3 separate regions of the Homo sapiens genome follow, and all the other regions are linked to region 3. The links are chromatin contacts, found by Hi-C or POLR2A ChIA-PET in ENCODE. All regions are on one chromosome and are shown on one strand. Each heading gives the region's core, a stretch centred on a gene start or an enhancer-like site at or near the end of the contact. The rest is flanking DNA. Distances are from core to core; before and after follow the strand shown. Region 1 holds the start of C16orf95-DT (C16orf95 divergent transcript). Region 2 holds the start of CHMP1A (charged multivesicular body protein 1A). Region 3 holds the start of ZC3H18 (zinc finger CCCH-type containing 18).

The links. Hi-C counts contacts between places; a loop is a spot of excess contacts on that map. ChIA-PET counts read pairs that join two places held with the same protein, here RNA polymerase II (POLR2A). Pooled maps may share reads with other maps.
Region 1: a loop to region 3 is called in a pooled map, with 16 times the contacts of the local background. The contact joins the promoter of C16orf95-DT here to the promoter of ZC3H18 in region 3. A Hi-C loop is called at or near these places in 6 of 50 pooled maps.
Region 2: a loop to region 3 is called in a pooled map, with 12 times the contacts of the local background. The contact joins the promoter of CHMP1A here to the promoter of ZC3H18 in region 3. A Hi-C loop is called at or near these places in 3 of 50 pooled maps. POLR2A ChIA-PET finds 5 or more read pairs at or near these places in 3 of 52 experiments (Caco-2, GM12878 and activated CD8-positive, alpha-beta memory T cell).

The regions. Positions count from the first base shown.
Region 1 is chr16:87,315,716-87,320,084 of GRCh38, forward strand. C16orf95-DT (C16orf95 divergent transcript) reads left to right here and starts at 1,794. Exons shown (of 2, transcript NR_135180.1): 1 at 1,794-2,007; 2 at 2,142-2,328. C16orf95 (chromosome 16 open reading frame 95) reads right to left here and starts at 1,677. Exons shown (of 7, transcript NM_001195124.3): 1 at 1,376-1,677; 2 at 57-108. The coding sequence starts at 1,527. RefSeq lists an enhancer at 1,255-1,704.
Region 2 is chr16:89,655,876-89,659,881 of GRCh38, forward strand. It overlaps CHMP1A (charged multivesicular body protein 1A), which reads right to left and starts at 1,833. Exons shown (of 7, transcript NM_002768.5): 1 at 1,707-1,833. The coding sequence starts at 1,713. SPATA33 (spermatogenesis associated 33) reads left to right here and starts at 1,961. Exons shown (of 3, transcript NM_001271907.2): 1 at 1,961-2,073; 2 at 2,373-2,546. The coding sequence starts at 2,037. RefSeq lists silencers at 1,560-1,619, 1,840-2,229 and an enhancer at 1,945-2,114.
Region 3 is chr16:88,568,124-88,572,444 of GRCh38, forward strand. ZC3H18 (zinc finger CCCH-type containing 18) reads left to right here and starts at 2,280. Exons shown (of 18, transcript NM_144604.4): 1 at 2,280-2,443. RefSeq lists enhancers at 1,461-1,570, 1,681-1,730, 2,821-2,870 and silencers at 1,971-2,300, 2,481-2,550.

The DNA.
Region 1 (4,369 bases), core at 544-3,043, 1.3 Mb before region 3:
ACCCCACAGGGATATGTTGGGGTCAGGGCCAGTGGCTGAGGATTTGCTTTCCTTACCGAATGACGGGGGAGGCACACTTCTTTCTTGTAGGTTTGAAATGTGCTATTCCTAGAAGAGAAGAACAGAAAAGCTTAGGGTTTGTGTAAACTAGGGGGCAGGGATGCTAGAGCACAGGCCTGGACCTGTCTTCTCAGAACTGACTCTTAATAATAAAGCCCACGGGTGGTGGGGATGGGGGGATCCTCTGAGCCCAAGAAGAGTGAGAGGGTGACATCAGAAGCAGGCGTGTGCTAGCTCATGCGTGAATGTCTAGGGGCTCCTGGGGGCTGGCTGTCATGGAATCCTGCATTCCCAAGCCAACCAGCTTCAAGCTGACTCCAGCTACACTTGTGCTTGGAGCATCAGAAAAGACAGGAGCATTCCAACCTGCTGAGAACTTTCCAAGACATGTAGCTGCCAATCACATCACCTAGGATGATCTGTCAGACACCCTCAACTTACTGAAATACTGAAGAAAAAACATCGTCAAACTGTCCATTAATGAACCTCCTTCCACTATAAAAACCCGGGTGCTTTGTCTCTGGGATGACAAAGCACTTGGGGTTACACAGCCTGTGTGGCTCTTCCCTGTTCCACTCCCCAACAAACTGCTTGAATGTTGGCTGGATGAAGCGTCTCCAGTGGGTGCAAAGCCCTGCTTCCCTGACAGTAGTGGGTCAAAGTGCTTTGTATGTGGAAACCGTAAGAGCGATATAAGTGTTTTTGGGTTTCATTGTCATAATAACCATTATTATTATTGCTATTTTTGTGAGAGTAATAGGTTCACGCATCAACTCTCCCAGATAATGCTTGAAAACAGAGGATGGGGCACTGCCCTCCACAGCATCCGAGGCCCCTTCTGGTAATGACAGCACTGCTATATTCCTGGTGGGGAGGGGGGGGGCCACAGCCATCTCAGTCCTTGTAGTTCAGGTGGGCCAAACTCACCACTGCCCAGCCTGGAAAGCTGGGAAAAAAAAGAATCTCCTTTTTGTTGAGGTTGATAATCTGATAACATGTAAACCTCAGGAGGTCCTGGTGATCATCTTGCCTCCACAAGGGAAGCCAGCAAAAAGGAAGGAAGCTGAGAGATGGAGAGAAACCTTCCAGGACCATGGTCAATGTGTACCTGGATACATCCATGCCTGAAGGCCTACTTCTGACATTTTCAGTTATGTGGAACCATCAGTTGCGTTTTTGTTAAGCCAATGTAAGTGAGGTTCCTGTGGGTGGCGGTCAAGAGTTCTGCCTGTGCATAGGTCATGGAGCAATGCCGGGCCGGGAACTCACAGGCGAGGTGTCGGGTAGCCGCGGGCAGGATTCAGGACTCACTTGCCTGCCATCCTGCGCGCTGGGTGTGAGTGCCAACCTGCAGAGCCCGACGCACCCCGCGCCCGGCCCCCCGGCAGCAGCGCCTGAGGCTGCTCCAGTGGCCTCATGATGATGGTGACAACGCCGCGGGGACGGTGGGGACCGGCTCGCACGCATATGGCTTCTTATGGCTGACGCGCCCTTTCACACACACATCGTCCGCAGGCCCTGACGCCCTGGCTCCCGCCTTTCCCTCCTGCCCCAGGAGGAACCCAACCCGAGCTCAACCCCAGCCCCAACCTCAACCGCTCAGAGGAGCCCAACAACGCCCGCGCGCCCGCCCGTCCCGCTGACTAGCCCGCGCCCAGCCAATCAAAATTGGCCTTCTAGGTATGTGACCTTAGCTGGCAGCTGATTGGTCCCTCACGAGAGACGCGGGGTCAGCGGCTCAGAGCGCGGCTGTGTGGGGCTGCGGGGCTCCCGCCATGCCCGCTGGGGTAGGTCCTGCGGACCCCGGCCACTGGAGCCACTCATCATTTCCGACGGATGGGCCGGAGGGGCCGCCGGCCGCCCCAGCCAGGGTCTCGGTAGCCTGCAAGGAGAGAAAGAGGTGGGAGCAGCCCGCGCGGGGCCCTGCGTCTTGCATAGGCGCTTCTGGTAAAATCACTCCTTTATCTCAGATAATGAGTTGGCGCTGGATCGCTGCGTCCTCAGGTGGGGCTCGAATCGTGACTTTTAGAGAAATAGGTTTTCTTTCTTTTTTTTTTTTTTTAACAACATGGGGTTTAAAGGGCGCGGAATTGGAAGCAGTCGTCACCCGGAGGCCTGGGCGTGCAAGCACCGAAGCTCTGGCTGGCCCTGAGCCTCCCCACCCCACCCGCTCTTTTCGCTGGAACGCGTGTACTTTGGGCAGTTGCTGACGTGGAGACAGGACGTATGTCTTCATATTTTAGTAAAACCCAATGCCCTCTGCCTCTCTGATTATGTTCTTTAAGTTATCGCCAGTTCCAATTTGTATTTCTTGGAAACGGTTGGGTCTTCCCTCACTTTTCAGTATTTTCATGTAGACTCAAATACTCTGGATTAATATTTGTATTTGCCCAAACCATCACGAGCACCTCTTACCCTGATGGGCAATACTTCAGTGTGCTGCGTTCTGGCCACAGAGCAAACAGGGTGCTCCCAGGCACTGCCCTCTCGGATTTCTTGCCTTGTTATTTAATCATTAAGATCGTGACCTATGAGCAGGACTGTTTCCAGCCAGCACATACACATGTCCTCTCCTGGCCAGCATCCATGCTGATTAGACGGTGCCCCTGCCATACTAGCTGCCTAATATTTCAGATACCCCACCCCGTGTGTGTGTGTAAATCATGTCACTGCCCTCTTTGTAGCTAATGACAAAATTCCAAGAGTCACCATTAGCCTAGCACATTATGCCTGTCTCATTTCTGCCCACTTTGGAGCACTCGGCTTCTCTGCTGTTTTCCTCCAGAGCACACTGAAACACTGCCATAGCACAGCAGGGCATAGAAGACAGGCTCATGCTCCCCTGGACGCTCAGGCCTTCACCTCGGGCACACTAGGTCTTGTCATTCCATGTCAAGAATAGCTCTTCACTGCCCTCACCCACCCAAGAATGGCTAAAATTAAAAGGACTGACAATACCTAGTTTGTCGAGGATGTCACAGCTGGAACCCTCATACATGGCTCATGAAATTGATAAAACCACATTGGCAAACTGGTAGTATTTACAAAACCTAAACATATGAATACCTGATGACCAACTAATTCCTCAACTCACCCAAGAGAAATGAGAGCTTATGTGTACCAGAAGACATGAACAAAACTACCCACAGCAGCTTTCTTCCTGATGGCCCCAAACTGGAAATGATCCAGATGTCCATCCATAGGAAAAAAAGATTTTAAAAAGAAAGTATGGCATGTTCACAGAGAGGAAATTCTGTACAACAATGGAAATGGGCACACAACCACAACCCACAACAATGTGGATGAAGTGTACAATGAAGTCAGACCCCAGAATGTACAGACAATTCCATGTGTGTGATGTTCAAAACCAGGAAAGCAAATCCATCATGACACAGGCTGGGGATGTGAAGGAAACTCCAGCCACCCTGCCCCTGTGCTCTGAGTAACAAGGCCTAGATCCCAATCCTTGCTCTGCCTCTTATCAGAGACAGGTATCAGACAAGTTGCCTAACTTTTCTGAGCTTCAGTTTTATGTCTAAAATAATGATAACCATAGAACCAATCCCAAGGAAGTTTCAGAAGATCAAATATGAAAGAGCATGAAAGGTGCTCAAAAACCAGGGACTGTCATGGTAGCTCACATCTGTAATCCCAGCACTTTGGGAGGCCAAGGTGGGAAGATCTCTTGAGCCCAGGAGTTTGAGACCAGCCTTGGCAACGTAGTGAGACCTCATCTCTGCAAAAAATTTAAAAATTAGGCATGGTGGCACATGCCTGTGGTCCCAGCTACTTGGGAGTTTGAGGTGGGAGGATCACTTAAGCCCAGGGGGTTGAGGATGTAATGAGCCATGATTCCATCCAGCCCGGGTGACAGGGCCAGACCCTGTCTCAAGGAAAAAAAAAAAAAAAGCCAGACAGAGTCCAGCACACGTCAGTTTGTGACGTGAGTGTGCTTCAGGCTGGAAGTTTGGCCACTACCACTGCCTGTTTTAGGCTTTTGTTTCCAAAGCCCCCAAGTAGAGGGAAAGAGGAGCAGAATGAGATCTTTGTGAACCCAAGGTAATGGGTACCCAAGCCAAACCCACAGAACCTCCTTGATCCCAGGGAGAGAGTTGCAGGTTCCTCCCAGATCACACCTCCCCAGGCAGCCTATACCCAGACAGAAGCAGGGTTCCTGGGCACAGTTGTGTGGTTTCTTCACTAATCAAGGGTCCCTTGCCAAGAACACAAGTGAGGCTTGCATTTATCCTGTGCTCAGCTAACCAAGTCATGCACCCCAGCCTGGGCCTTAGCCTGCTCCAAAGCAGCG
Region 2 (4,006 bases), core at 583-3,082, 1.1 Mb after region 3:
TCGGCCTCCCAAAGTGTTGGGGTTACAGGCGTGAGCCACCACATCCGGCCTCCCAAAGTGCTGGAATTACAGCCGTGAGCCACCGCGCCCGGCCTCCCAGAGTGCTGGGGTTACAGGCCTGAGCCACCACACCCGGCCTGGCCAGCATATTTTTTGTGGCGGGAGGTAGATGTTATCTTTCATCTTCTCTCAGGGCAGAAAATCTCTACACATTTCCTTCATGATGATGACACGGTGGTACTATAGCTTTTCACACTTCTAACTAAAAGAATTTTTTTTGAGACGGAGTCTCGCTCTGTCGCCCAGGCTGGAGTGAAGTGGCGCGATCTCGGCTCACTGCAAGCTCCGCCTCCCGGGTTCACGCCATTCTCCTGCCTCAGCCTCCCGAGTAGCTGGGACTACAGGCACCCGCCACCACGCCTGGCTAATATTTTTGTATTTCTAGTAGAGATGGGGTTTCACTGTGTTAGCCAGGATGGTCTCGATCTCCTGACCTTGCGATCCGCCGGCCTCGGCCTCCCAAAGTGCTGGGATTACAGGCGTGAGCCACCGCGCCCAGCCCTTCAAAAAGTATTTTTAAAAGCCTGCCCATCACACCAGCCCAACGATGTTTCAGCAAACATAGGACTTCATTTTGCCAGATTCTTCCTGTTCTTTGGTATCCCTGAGCACACAGCCGGCTAGCCCCAGATGTAGAAGGTAAGAATTAGGGCGACCCATTGAGCACAGAAACGCTTGTGCTGGCTCCTGCTCAAACCTCTGCTTCCCCACATGGAGAATGGACGCAAAGAGCTGCTGTGACCAGGGCCTGGCACTCAGGGAGCGCTTTCTGTCTGAGTCCTTCTGATTTGCAGTGATGCTGTTTGGGGCAGGGGGTGCAACTGTCACTTTTTCTGGTGCCCTCTGACCCGACATTCCAAGTCCCGAAAGGCCGAACAGGCATCGCACAGTCCCCCCTACCGAGCTGGCGGGAAAGGGCGCCTGACGCTGAGGAGTGCCAGGGGCGGGGGAAAGGGTCCTGGGTCGGTGGTCGGGGGTCCAGGCCCTGGGCAAGGGGTCCTGGGTCGGGAGTCTAGGTCCCGGGTCCATGGTTGGGGGTCAGAGGTCGAGGCCCCGGGGAAGGCATACCGGGTTGAGATTTGGGGATGGAGGCCCCGGGGAAGGGGTCCCGAATCGGGGGTCGGGGATCGAGGCCTGGGGGGAGGGGTCCCGGGTCGAGGGTCGAGGCCCGGGGTAAAGGATCTCGGGTTGGGGGTCGGGGGCCTGGGAAGGGTCCCGGTCGGTGGTCGGGGGTCGAGGCCCGGGAGAAGGGGTCCCGGGTCGGTGGTAGAGGCCCTGGGGAAGGGGTTCCGGGTCGGGGATCGAGGGTCGAGGCCCGGGAAAAGGGGTCCCGGGTTGGTGGTCTAGGCCCTGGGGAAGGGGTTCCGGGTCGGGTATCGGGGGACGAGGCTCGGGAAAAGGGGTCCCAGGTCGGTGGTCGAGGCCCTGGGGATGGGGTCCGGGTCGGGGATCGGGGGACGACGACCGGGAAAAGGGGTCCCAGGTCGGTGGTCGAGGCCCTGGGGATGGGGTCCCGGGGGATCGACGGTCGAGGCCCGAGCTCTCCTGAGTCCTGCCCGCGGCCCCAGGTGGGCGGAGCCCACGCCAGTGGGAGAAGCGGCCCCGCCCCGCGCGCGAGTCCCCGGAGGACGGCCGCGACCTCTTACCGTCCATGGCCACAATGACAGGAGCAGCACTCGGAGAGGGAGAAGGGACGCCAACTCCGGGCGGTGTCAGGTCCCGGCGGCGATCGAACCGACCAAGCTGCACCCGGCGGGGACTTCCGGGGTCGCCGCCCCACTTCCGGTCGCACGGGATGCTCTCGCGAGAGGATGGTGGCCGGTCCCGCCAGAGGGGCGGGGCGCGGCTGCGCGGCGCGCGGTCGCCATGGTGACGCACGCCGCTGGCGCGAGGACCTTTTGTGAGTCGCTCCCGGCTCCGCGGCCGCGGAGGTGTGGGGACCCGGGCTTGCGTCGGAGGGGGCGGTGGGCTCACCCATGGGCCTTTCCAAAAGCAAAGAGAAACCCAGGAAAGGTAAAGGAGGCGCAGGCGCTGGGCTCCCCGCGTCTCCGCCCCTGGGCGCGGGCCCAGGGCGGGGCTGGGCTGGGCGGGGCGGTGTGAGCGCAGGCGCCAGGCTCGGCCCGGTGCGAACCGTTCCTGCCGCCGAGTCCGCCACGGACGGCGCGTTTCCCGCCTGAGGCGGTTACGGAAACGCGGAGACTCGAGACTTGAAGCCAGCTTATTCTGGACCCACGCAGGCGACTGAAGACGATGGGACCCACTGCCCTGCATTCGGTAAGTCCCGGGTCTAACGGATGATCCATATATTTCAGGTGAGGAGCAAAAGAAGGGATCCACCTATTCAGTTCCAAAATCTAAGGAGAAGTTGATGGAGAAGCATTCCCAGGAAGCCAGGCAGGCAGACAGGGAGTCGGAGAAGCCTGTGGACAGCCTCCACCCGGGGGCCGGGACAGCCAAGCACCCGCCGCCGGCAGCTTCGCTGGAAGGTAGGAGACGGCGGGAGGGAGCGAAGCGAGGTCAGTGGCTTGGAGGATCTGGGGCTGGGGTGAGGAGCCTACTGTAAGACCCTACCGGATGGACACTAGTAGCAGGCACGCGCCGTAAAGATGAAACTGGTTTGTTTTGGGAACTTTATGTAGGAGGTAAATATCCAGAAATCTTAGTTGAAAACATAAGTTTAATGAAAATGTAGGTCAGTTCCCGAGTGATAAGTGCGTACCAGGTGGTCGAGGGGCTGGGGCAGTGTGCGTGTGTCTCACCTGAGGTTCTCCTCGAGGGCTGGGTATCTTGGTGCCACTGAGAATCCCTGAGCCTCCGCACACTGGAACAGAGCATTGGGAGGCCGTCCCAGGCTGGACTGTAGCTCTCCGAGGGCTGTGGGGATAAGTACATTGCGGAGGGTGACCGAGGAGTAGAACCTGGGTGCGACAAAGGTGTCTTTTATAACAGCCTAGTGTGGCCAGACCTTTGGGTGTGTGTGGGGAAGATGAGGCCCCAAAAGTAGGAAGAAGCTAGAATACAAAGTTTTCCATCAGTTTTACCACGTGGAGCTGGAAGCGTTAAATATTTTAAACAACGGAGGTGCTGCCTGGGGCGGTAGTTCACACCTGTCCTCCCAGTTATTTGGCCGAGGCAGGAGGATCTTTTGAGCCCAGGAGTTCAAGACCAGCTTGGGCAACATAGTGAGACCCTGTCTCTACAAAAAATAAATATTTAAAAATAAAAAACAAGGGCGGCATGATGAGGTCTGTGCCTACCAACAGGGGAAGCCAGTTCGCAGGGGAGGTGGCCCGGTCAGAGACCCATTGCTGTGGCCCAGTGGGAGCCAGCAAGGCCTTGCAGTAGGAATTGCAGAAGGGTCAGGCAGGGAGAACCCGCAGAGCCTGCCGTCCGAGGAGATTGGGGGCCTGTGCCAGGAGGAGGTGTTTTAAGTTTCATCACAAGAATGAACCACTCGGCTGGGCGCAGTGGCTCACGCCTGTAATCCCAGCACTTTGGGAGGCCGAGGCGTGTGGATCACTTAAGGTCAGGAGTTCAAGACCAGCCTGGCCAACGTGGTGAAACCCTGTCTCTACTAAAAATACAAAAATTAGCTGGGCGTGGTGGCATGTGCCTGTAATCCCAGCTACTCAGGAGGCTGAGGCAGGAGAATTGCTCGAACCTTGAACCGGGACCCGGGAGGCAGAAGTAGTGGTGAGCGAGATCGCACCACTGCACTCCAGCCTGGGCTACAGAGTGAGACTCTGTCTCAGAAAAAAAAAAAAATAATAAGGAGAGAACCACTCGGGTCAGACAAGAAAGAATGTCAGGGGGATGACTGGCCTGCTAGGCAGAGGAGCTGGGCCTGGACTGCTTCACACTGACACGCTTGTAGGATCAAGGGCTGAAAGTAGGAGGCTCTGGGCCTTGGACTTGGAAGAAAGACTTGGATTTGAATTCCCAACTT
Region 3 (4,321 bases), core at 1,030-3,529:
AACCTCACAGATGGTCTTCACCCGTTTATTTATATCTGTGTATACACACTGGAGGTTCATGCGTTAGCATTTTTAACAACCGCGATGTTGCAAATGTTGTACCAGATTACTATTACAACAGTACAATCATCTGCTCATCAACATCTGGGTGGTTTTCTGGTTTTTTCCTTTGTTCTTTTTTTTTCTTGAGACGGAGTCTCGCTCTGTTGCCCAGGCTGGAGTGCAGTGGCATGATCTGGGCTCACTGCAAACTCCGCCTCCCGGGTTCATGCCATTCTCCTGCCTCAGCCTCCCGAGTAGCTGGGACTACAGGCGCCCGCCACCACGCCCGGCTAATTTTTTGTATTTTTAGTAGAGACGGGGTTTCACTGTGTTAGCCAGCATGGTCTCGATCTCCTGACCTCGCGATCTGCCCGCCTCGACCTCCCAAAGTGCTGGGATTACAGGCATGAGCCACCGTGCCCGGCTCCTTTGTTCTTTTAGTTATGACTACTAACAGACCTGCTATGTCCTTGTTCATGTCTCATGCCCACGGGCAGATGACACCCCAGTCCGGTGGCCCACCTGTACCACTGGGCATCAGAATCCCCTGAGAGCTCTTCATGGACCACAGGGCCCTGGGACCTCACTCCCAGTCACTGGTGCGGCCACTCTGGGGCAGAGCCCAGGAAGGCACATTGCTAACAACCCCTAGTGATACTGAGGCTGCTTGCCCGGGTCCCACTTGGAGAACCCTGTCGAGGGTGGCACTGCTGGTCACAGGGCACTTCTTTTAACTAACATTGTTTTCCAAAGAGGCTGTGACCAACAGAGTTTACTGTTCATGAAACTCAGATCGCAGACAGGCACGTGTCTGTCACAGCCGGTGCCGGCCGCTCCTTTCCATGGACAGTAACGTCCATGCAGGCTTATGTTCATCAGCTGAGAAAAGGGCACTTGCTGGGTGGGACCTTGTCTTATCGACACATAGAGTCTGCAGAAGGTGCCAACTGGTGTCGCAGGGCTGCTCCTGACACGACCCAAAATCACCAGGGTTGAATTCACATTCCTCTTACGTAACCATAACAAGTTGCTGGGACTACAGGCACGCACCACGGTGCCCTGTTAATTTTTTTGTAGAGACAGGGGTCTTGCTTTGTTGCCCAGGCTGGTCTCAAACTCCTGGAGGAGGTGGTCCTCCCACCTTGGACTCCCAAAGTGCTAGGATTACAGGTGTGAGCCACAGTGCCAGGCCTGTGGTACCTCTTCCAAGGACACTAATCCTATCAGATCAGGACCCCACCCTTATAATCTCATTTAACCTTAATTACTTCTCTAAAGGCCCTTTCTGCAAACACAGTCACATTGGGGATTAAGGCTTCACATACAAATGTTAGGGGGACAGAACTCGGTCCATAGCATGGAGTCGCACAGGTTTTGTCCTTTTGCGATTGGCTTGCTTTACTTAGTATGTTTCCAAGGTTCACCCATGTTGTGGCATGGGTCTGAACTTCACTCTTCTTGATGACTGACTCACACTCCACTGCATGGACAGCCAGCATTTTGTCTGTTCCTCAGTTTGTGGACATCTCGCCCCCTTGTTTCCACCTTGGGGATATGGAGGAAGATGGGATGAGCGAAGCCCTGTGATCCCCAGGACCAGCCACGTCGTTGGCAAGGGTCAGCGCAGGATGAAACCGCCGGCCCCTGGTCTCCGGCCGGGCCCTCCGTCTCTAGAGCAGCTCGCACCGCTGCAGCCCCTGGACGCCCCGGGCTGTGGACGCGCCCGTGGGACACCGCGCTGAGCAGGACACGCGACAGGTCCCCTCACTGGCGCTGCTCGCGTTGAACCGCGCGGGGAGCCAGGCAGCCCACGGGAAAGGTAAGAATTGTTAGGCTTTTAATCTAAAGTCGATACCTCAAAAAATAATTCCGGAGGTAAGCATTTAATATCAACATTCAATAAAGCAGGAAGTATCAGCCCGACGAAGACCGCCTTAAGTTTTCCACTTTGATGAACTCGATCATCCCCGGGGATGAAGAACCCGCCGGCCCAGCCGGAGCCCCGTCACGTGACCCGGCGGCCGCGGGGAGCTCTGTGCGCAGGCGCGGATCCGCACGCCCGCCGCCTGAGAAGCGAACTCCCCGTGGCGCCTGCGCTGTAGCGGGGGTTCGGCTGGCTCGCGCGGGTCCGGGCGCGCGCTGCGGGGGCGGAACCGCGCGGAGGCCGGAAGGAAGCTGGAGGGGGCGGGGCGAGGGAGGGAAGCCCGCCGGCCGTAGGACTACCGTCGCGGCCTGATGACGTCGCACAATGGCCGGCCCCCGCGGGTAGTGGAGCCCGTTTGTTCCGCCCGTGTCGAGCCTGGAGCCAGAACCTGTGAAGAGCGGAAGGGCCAAGGGACGTCTTCTCCACGCCGCTCCGACTCCAGGGGAGCCGTGGCCTCCTCTCCGCCCTAGCGCTGAGGTTAGCTGGGGCCGGGAGGGCGGCGGGAGGCCGGGCCGGCGGCGGCGGGAGGAGGAGGCCGCCGAGGCGGCGGCGGCGGCCGCGGGAGGGAGGCCCGGGAGCCCGGCGCGCCTCCGGCCGTGCGGACCCACCGGCCGAAGCGTGGCCCTCGGGCCCAGGGAAGGGGACCTTGAGACAGGCACCACCCCGAGTTCCGTCCGTAAGCCGGCCCCGCGGTCCTGGGGCGCCCTGGGCGCCCGAGCTCCTCGCGCGCTGCCTCCGCGCCCCGCGGCAGAGTTTATTTTCCTGAAGCTGTCATTTCTCTTCCGGGCCACTCGCGTGGCACATGTGTGCCGCCGGCTAAGGGGCGGTGAGAGGCGCCCAGATTCACCTCCAGAGTAGGTCATCCCGGGCTGCTGCTGGGCTCTTCGGAGAACTTTGAGCTCTTTATGAACCTCCTGGAACTTGCTCCGCAGCTTCAAAGTGTGCACAGGTTGGGCGCAGTGATTGCCCCAAGACGCGCGCCGGTCTCTTAGGAGTATGTAACTTCCTTGCCCCTTGGATTAGGAGATCAGAGGTGCTGGGTCCTTTATATAGACCAACTGCAGCTATAATGCTGGAAGAACTGAAACTTAACAGCCTTACTCCTGCCAAACATTTTTCCTGAATACTTTATGACAACTGAGTTTGCCGGGTAGAGTGGCCGTTTTAAATGAGCTTTGTTCGAACAACGCTAACTCATTTGCAAGAGTAGGTCATTCTTCAGACCCATTTGGGAAAATGGAAGAAGAGAGTGTTTGGCATCTGAAGTACCGTTTGGGGTGTAGCAAGGTGCTCATCATGTCTCCTGTTAGACTCACCTCCAGCCTGTTGTCTGTAGAGTAGTCCTTTCCCGTTCAGTAGTTGGGATTATCCGGGTGAGGTTTGACCTCGGCTGAATCCCGCTTCCCAGCTTTGGGAGGAGAGTCTTTTCCTGATAATTTTACTATCTAAGGGCAGTATGGAGCCCAGCCAGCCCTGGAACCAGTCAAATGTGTCCCAAAGCCGGAAACTCCTCTCCCGTTGTAGGTGGGACATGCTGAAATATTGTAAGAAAGCTTTGTGGAGTCACTCCAGAAAGCAAACAGGTAAGTTAACCTATGGCCTACATCGTGTTTACAGAGATTTGTATTTTGTCACAGCTACAGAGCATCTCAAGGTGAGTACCTCTTTATCAAGGAGTTTAGTGGTCACGCTTGGTCACTTTGCACGTGGGGTCTGTCACCAACCTTGATAACGTTCATTTAGATATTTTAAGTCCATGAGGTTATGAGTCAGAATTTTAACCAGATGTACCAGAACTTAGGCATTCAAATAGGTACTGCTCTGTTGAAAGTAATTGTCCCAAAATGTGCTTGTATTTCATCGGTGCTTCTTTGCCAGAATCTCTTTAGAACTCCTGTTGTGGTAGTAAAAATGTAGTCATATGGGAAAATCAGTCTTATTCAATAGTCACCCTCCAGGTTTGACCAAAAGTTTACTTACGTGGTTGGTAGCTCACCTTATCAGGTGAGACTCTGACTTGCAGCACTTTATCAAAGTGACTAGCTTGAGAGGAGGAAGATTTGCCACCACTAAGAATACCAGAAGACTTCTTTAGGCTTGGAAGGTCATTCGCAATGAGAAGGTCCCCAAACGCTCTGCATTTCAGCAGTGCCGTTGGAGTCTGTGCATCCTCCCAGAGGGGCTGCTCGGAAGGGAGGTAGCACCTGCTCTTTATTATTACTATTATTTTTTGAGACGGAGTCTCACTCTGTTGCCCAGGCTGGAGTGCAGTGGCAGGATCTCGGCTCACCGCAACCTCCTCCTCCTGGGCACTTATTTTAAATTCCTTTCTGGTAGGCAACAGGTAGTTCCTCA